Linked DNA regions of Homo sapiens: region 2 is linked to region 1. A link is a contact called in ENCODE Hi-C or POLR2A ChIA-PET data. All regions are on one chromosome and are shown on one strand. Each heading gives the region's core, a stretch centred on a gene start or an enhancer-like site at or near the end of the contact. The rest is flanking DNA. Distances are from core to core; before and after follow the strand shown. Region 1 holds the start of MFSD12 (major facilitator superfamily domain containing 12). Region 2 overlaps PIP5K1C (phosphatidylinositol-4-phosphate 5-kinase type 1 gamma).

Region 1 (3,388 bases), core at 485-2,984:
GAAGAGCAGGGAAGGAGGCCGGCTAATCTTCAGGCCCAGGGTCCGGGAGGGGAGAGGAGGGCCGCTGGGAGGCAGCCCTGCAGTCTTATCGATGGGCACTGGGGCAGGGTGACCCAGCCCATGACGCCAGCCTCCTGCCCTCCCAACAGCCCTCTCTAATCAGGGCAGCTCCCCCAGACCTAGGGGGTCCCTGACCCTGGCCAGACAGATAGAGGCAATGCAAGAACAGGGCAGAGACCCCTGACCCTCCAGTCCCACCCAGGCGGCTCCCAACTCTCAACTCCCGGAGCAGCACCCTCAAACTGCTGACGCACCAGGTTGCCCTGGCAGAACACACAGAGAGAGAGGAGGCTCTAGGGGGCCTGACTGTCCCTCAGCCATAGCTGTCCCAGTTGGTCACCCTAATAGACGAGCTCAGGCTAGACAGACTGACAAAGGAGGCGCTGAGCAGTCACCACCAACCCTCCAGAGGGTTCAGGGTGGCCCGGGGGCTCAGACAAACAAAGGCATTCCCACTAGAAAGTCATGTAGTCAGATGGTGAGGGCCCCGCAGGTCAGACAGCAGCTCTGAGGCAGACAGGGGAGGCTGGACCAAGGGACAGACAGAGGGGATACGGGGCAGTTAAACAGACAGATGGGGGAGGCTCATGGCTCAGGCAGATAGAGAAGCCCTGCACAGTTGGACAGATGGGGGAGGCACTGCACAGTCAGACAGATGGGGGAGGCACAGCACAGTCAGACGGGGGAGGCTCAGGCCATGGGGCAGAAAGACGGGGGATGCTGGATGGTGGGACAGGCAGGGGAGGCTCAGGAGTGACACCACAGAGGGGCCACTGGGTAGTCAGACAGACGGGGGAGGCTCAGGCCACGGAACAGCCAGAGGGGTGAAAACTCAGCTCATGGGGCAGACAAACAGGGGAGACTTAGGTCCCAGGCAGGCAGAGAGAGGGGGCTGGGTGGTGGGACTGATGGAGGAAGCTCAGGCCATGGGCACAGACAGACAGACAGGGGAGGTTCGGGCCAGGGGACAGACAGAGGGGTGAAAACTCAGCTCATAGGGCAGACAGATACATAGGGGAGGTTAAGGCCGTGGACAGACAGTGCAGGGAAGCTCGGGCCACGGGACAGACAGACCGAGGGGAGACTCCGATCCTGAGGCAGGCAGACGGCGGGTGGTGAGTCAGAGGGAGGAGGCGCCCGGGTCGCGGAGTCTCGGAGGGGCTGCCCGACAGGTGGCGGGGCCGGGACGCTTACCGACCAGGTGCCAGGCCTTGCGCGGGCCGTAGCGGGCGCAGCAGCTGGCGGCGCGGTCGGCCTCGTAGCCCACGAGCGGTGTGCACAGCCCGTCGGCCACCTGGCCCAGCAGCAGCAGCAGCCCCGCGCCGCGGGAGCTGTAGGCGCGCACCGAGTGCAGGTAGAGCAGCAGGTAGGTGAACCACATGGACGCGCACAGGTCGTTGAGGAAGTGGCCCACGGCGTAGCTCAGCCGCGCCACCAGGGACAGCGGCCGCGGGGACGGCGCCGCTCCGGCCGCTGGGGGTCCCGGGCCCATCGCGGCGCCGGGCCCGCGCCCCCCACCCCCGGGCTCCGCGGAGGGTACCCTGGCCAGGCCTTCTTGGGTGCCGTGGGGGCAGGCGCCGGGGACCCCCACCACGCGCCGGGCACCCCGCGTCCCGCTCTCTTACGGCCGCGCCCTCACCCACGTCCGCCGCGTCCGCCCCACGCTCGACTCTGCAGCCGCCGGGCCCCAGAGCCGGGCGACTGCGCCGGGCGGGGCAGGGCGGGGAGGTTCCGGTGCCTGAGCCAATCGGAGCCGCGCCCCGGGGAACCGCAGCCAATCGCCAAGGAGAGAGGAGAGGGGCGTGGCCGCAGGGCTCGTTCCGCCTCTACGACGGGCGCCCACGCGGTCCTAGCGCCCGCCGGGTATGAGGGCGAACCCCGAGCGCGCCGCAGGAGTGGCCGGCACCCCCATAGACTGGGGAAGGAAATGGACCAGAGGGCACCGCCGGCTCCCACCCAGACCCGGCCTCCAGGCCCGCACCACCCCAGTCCACCCGGAGCTGGACAGCCCACTGCGGGCCGGGGTGGAGCGAGTGGGACGGGCTCTGGATTTGGGGTTGGGGGGAGGTCTGAGCCCGAGCTGGCCTCGGGGTCCGCTGACTCCCCGGCCTAGAGAGACGCGATCGGGCGCGGAGAGGACGCAACAACACTAATTAATTGGTTACTAACGGTAATGATGGGGGTAATCAACATAATAGTACCAGCTGGCCTTTAACGAGCGTTGCCTGCAAAGAGCCCCACGTGGTGACGCAAATTTCACTCTCATTTTACAGGCGAGGAACAGAGTTGCCCGAGGCTCGCAGTGAGTCAGGCGTCTGTGACTCCCAGGCCTGTGCGCGCGACCCTCCCCGTCCAACCAACGTCCTCCCACAAACGGGTCACCGGACTGAGGGTTTCAAGTTCCTCCAGGGGGTGTGTGCGGTTCCCCCTAACTCAGGCCCTACTCCTTCCAGCAGCATTTTCTCTTCTTTCCTCTTTTTATTTATTTCAGAAACAGGGTCTTGAGACGGGCGCGGTGACTCACGCCTGTAATCCCAGCACTTTGGGAGGCCGAGGCGGGCGGATCACCTGAGGTCAGGAGTTTGAGACCAGCCTGGCCAACAAGGTGAAACCCGTCTCTATTAAAAATACAAAAATTAGCCGAGCGTGGTGACAGGTGCCTGTAATCCCAGCTACTTTGGAGGCTGAGGCAGGAGAATCGCTTGACCCAGGAGGCAGAGGTTGCAGTGAGCCAAGACCGCGCCATTGCACTCCAGCCTGGATAACAAGAGTGAAACGCCGCCTCAAAAAAGAAAGAAAGAAAGAAAGAAACGGTCTTGCTCTGTGGCCCAGGCTGCAGTGCATTGGTGCAATCATGGCTCACTACAGCCTCAATCTTCAGGGCTCAAGTAATCCTCCTGTCTCAGCCTCCCAGGTAGCTGGGACTACAGGCACGCATCACCACATGTGGCTAACTTTTGTATTTTTAATTTTGGAGAGACAGGGTCTCACTATGATGCTTAGGTTGACCTCAAACTCCTGGTCTCAAGCAAGCCTCCCACCCTGGCCTCCAGAAGCTCTGGGATTACAAACATGAGCCTCTGCATCGGGCGGGTCTCCAGCAGTTTTCTTTCTTTCTTTCTCTCTCTCTCTCTCTTTTTGAGATGGAGTCTCCGTCTGTCACCCAGGCTGGAGTGCTGTGTTGCAATCTCAGCTCACTGCAGCCTCTGCCTCCCGAGTTCCAGCGATTCTCCTGCCTCAGCCTCCCGAGTAGCTGGGACTACGAGCACCCACCACCACGCCCAGCTAATTTTTGTATTTTTAGTAGAGACGGGGTTTCCCCATATTG
Region 2 (3,506 bases), core at 627-3,126, 110 kb after region 1:
TGGGGTCAGGAGCCTCGGGGCAGGGGCAGGCCGGGGAGGGGCCTGGGGTCAGGAGCCTCGGGGCAGGCAGCAGGTATGGAGGGGGCTGGGGCCAGAAGCCTCTGCAGGCGGCAGGTGGGGAGGGGACTGCGGTCAGGAACCTGGGGCAGGCGGCAGGTGGGGAGGGGGCTGGGGTCAGGAGCCTCTGCAGGCGGCAGGTGGGGAGGGGGCCGCATTCGAGACGCTGGTGGGCCCCTGCAGTCGTGGTCAGTCCCCACGCCTGCCTGAGGGTGCGGGGTTGGACGGTGTCCCTCCGACATTCACGTCCTTCCAAGAACCTCAGCCTGCAACCGTATTTGGAAAGAGAGTCTTTGCTGATGTCATTGGGTAAGATGAGGTCATGCCGGAGTGGGGTGGGCCCTGGATCCACCGCTGTCCTTATAAGAGAAGCCGCTCAGGGAGGCCAAGATGCCGTGTGGGGTGGAGGCGGGGAGGGCACCACTCCTCCAGGCCCTGAAACGCCAAGGATGCCCGGAGGCACCAGGAGCAGAGGGGTGTGGAGCTTCTCCGAGGTCGGTCGGGAGGGCAGAGCCCTGCCCACTCCTGGACCTCAGGCTCCTGGCCTCCAGAGCTGAGCCAGAACAAACGCCTGTTCAAGGCCTGCTGCTCCAAGCCCCCCAGTCCCGGGGACTTTGTCTGGGCAGCCCAGGACCTCACACGGAGCCCTCCAGTGAGGACCCCAGCCCTGGGTGGGAGGGGGCGTACTTCTCAAGGCAGCAAGAACAGCTGAAGGGTCCTCCCCTCGGGCCACCTGGATGCCCTGCAGGGCTGGGTGGGCAGCGGGTGGGCCCTGGAGGGATCTGGGGGACAGACCCATGGTGCTCACTGCAGGGGCGGGGACGGGGACGGAGGGAGTGGGGTGACTCAGGATTCCGGCTGCCACGGTGAAGGGAAAGACGGGCTGCTTCTCTGTCCTTCCAGAGGACAGGGCCAGTCGCCCCCAGGTCTCTGACAGGCCACAAAGGGCCTGCTCTGGGCCGCGGCGGGGCGGAAGGTGCTGGACGCTGACGTGATGTTTGGGTTGGCGGCCCGGGAGCAGAACAATTCACGGTTTTACGTCCAGGGTGTGGGGGAAGGAAAAGAAGAGAGGGCAGGAAGCCAGCGGTGGGCCGGGGCGGGACGTTCCAGACCTCATCGGGGGCCCGGGCGTCCCCCTGCTCGGCCTGTCTGGGGCCTCCCTGCCCACAGTCCTGACTCTACTCGCGAAACCACCCCTCTGGGGCCCCCCCACACCCACTTGGGTGACTCAGCTGTTTTCCTCAGTGGCCCCGATGCTGAGAGGTCACAGCGCTTGGGTCCACCCCTGCCCGGACTCTCCCAGGCTCCCTACGGCCCCGGGACCCAGTGGATGCAGTGAGGCCCTCCAGACCCAGCTCTGCTGACCTCACCAGGCACCTCGGGGTCACCCGTGTTGGGTGTAGGCCCCCTGCCTCAGTTTCCCTCTGTGGTTCCACGTCTTCACCTGCCCGACTCACCTGAGCTGGCTAACGGGGAGAGGAGAGGAGAGGGGCAGGCGGCTCGGGCCCTGCTGGGAACGTCCCTGCACTGGGGGCCTGTAGGGTTAAGGGACTGGCCGGGGCCGAAGCACTGAGGTGGAGGTGGAGCAGGACGGAGAGGGGAGGCACTCGGTTGGGGGACCCCAGGGAAAATGTGGGGCTCCCAGGGCAGGCAGGAACGGGCAGCAAGGGGAGACCAGAGCCGAGTGTCCTGTGGAGGAGAGGGGACGGGGAGAAAGCACAGCCTTGCTGCCACCGCCTGCCCAGGGGGTGGGGGCAGGTGAGCGCCATCTTCACTCAATCCTCGCTCCCCATGAGGCCCGCTCAGGGCACAGAGCCTGCCGTGACCCCCATAGGGGGCTGTCATGACGGTGAGCTCTGCTCAGCCTGAGACGTGACTAATTATCTGCTGAATGAGCCACCCCGTTTTCGAGGAAATTAGGTTTTAAAAATAGTCGGGGGAGGAAAGGCGAGCCGCGCTGCGGAGCCGGGAGGTGGCCCCTCTGAGCAGTTTCCGCTGGCCAGGCCCGAGGCGGGGGCTCTGCCGCTGGGGCCCCTCTCTCCTGGCCCCATCACAGGACGTGGTGGCGACCCGGGCCTGCGGTGCACGGCTCTGATCGCTGGCTGCACGGTGACCTCATCGGCCACCCCACCTCCCTGTGTGCCCAGGGCTTCTCTCTGAGCCTCAGTCTCTCTCTATAAAGTGCGGCTGAAGCCAGCTCGAGCCCTAGAGGCACTGCCATTCTCCACGGGGCCACATGGCCGCCTCTGCACCCAGCTGTTCCCTGGCCTGCGCCTGGTCTCCGCCCTGGCCCTGCCAGTGCTCCCTGGACACTGTGTCCCACACCAGCCACCTTTGCCACCCCACTGACACCGCCCCATCCTGCAGACCAGCCTGGTCCCTCCTGCTGAGCCTGGGGGCTCCCTCAGGACGGGGCCTGCCCTGGGCTGACAGCATGGGCGTGTTTGTTGACTGACCCATGGACTGACAGATACCCGTTCCTCTTTTCTCTGCACAACAGGCCTCCGCCAGAGCTTCCTCTCCACATCTGTCTGACATGGACACTGAGGCAGGGAATGACTAAACTGGGGGAGGAGGCAGATTGTCAGGCTGGCTCTGCAGTGAGACCCAAAGTAAGAATGGGGACGGAGAGGTCTGGACAGGTGGCCAGAGGGAGGGAGGCATCACAGTGAGAGGAAACAGGGCACATTCTGGGCTCACCGACAGGGCGCCGTGGGGCAGAGGGCCCAGCGAGGCAAGCTCGAGGGTGGGTGGAAGGTGCCTCAGCCCCTGTGGGCACCTGCAGGGCACTGTGACAGCAGGCAGGACAGGAACAGTGGTGGCCTCATCCCTGTAGAACCAAGGTCCAGACCCCCATGGCTGGGAGGAGAAAGCCCCAGCCCTGGAGGCGGTGGGGGCGGGGGGAGAGTGGGCAGGGCCCTGGAAGGCCCAGGATGATGAAGCTGGGGACTGGGGGGCTGGGGACTGGGGGGCCGGGGAGAGCCCACGGCAGGGGAGGGATTCTGCGAAAGGGGGCCCACCCACCCCGCCCCCACCGCAGACAAGGGTCTCCCCAGGCCTCACTGCAACCCTGCAGGGTGAAGACCAGGCCCTGTCACCCCACCAGACCCTGTGTGGCCCCCTCCCTGCCCTCTGCTCCTCCCTCTGCTCCAGCCACACGGGCCCTCGCTGTCCCTCCAGCACGCCAGCGCCACCCTGTGTCATGGCCTTTGCACGAGCGGTGCCTCTGCCTGGCCTGCCAGTCCCAAGATTCCCTCACGGTTTGTTCCTGTTTCACCCCAGACCTGGCTTGAACATCACCCCTCAGAGGCCTCCTCCAGCCAACCTGCACCAAACGATCCCCTCCTCACTGCCCGGCACACGGCACCACCTGATACATGGCTGTTGTCATCCCCACAACAGGGGTCCCAGGCCTGCTCTGTCACCTGCTCACAGACTCTGGCAAAGCT

The links. A loop is a pair of places that touch in the nucleus more often than their neighbours do. ChIA-PET counts read pairs that join two places held with the same protein, here RNA polymerase II (POLR2A). Pooled maps may share reads with other maps.
Region 2: a loop to region 1 is called in a pooled map, with 2.4 times the contacts of the local background. The contact joins the enhancer-like site here to the promoter of MFSD12 in region 1. A Hi-C loop is called at or near these places in 2 of 50 pooled maps. POLR2A ChIA-PET finds 5 or more read pairs at or near these places in 5 of 52 experiments (BJ, GM12878, HepG2 and 2 more).

What each region holds. Positions count from the first base shown.
Region 1 is chr19:3,555,852-3,559,239 of GRCh38, forward strand. MFSD12 (major facilitator superfamily domain containing 12) reads right to left here and starts at 1,735. Exons shown (of 10, transcript NM_174983.5): 1 at 1,255-1,735. The coding sequence starts at 1,552. RefSeq lists silencers at 1,161-1,330, 1,511-1,580, 1,621-2,170 and an enhancer at 2,280-2,574.
Region 2 is chr19:3,669,946-3,673,451 of GRCh38, forward strand. All of the region lies in intron 1 of PIP5K1C (phosphatidylinositol-4-phosphate 5-kinase type 1 gamma), which reads right to left. Among named protein-coding and RNA genes, the nearest start is that of PIP5K1C, 29 kb to the right of the region's middle. RefSeq lists an enhancer at 2,210-2,885. Within about 2 kb of position 1,877, at least 19 of the 41 ENCODE cell types and tissues checked have a DNase peak (open chromatin) inside an H3K27ac peak, as active enhancers do.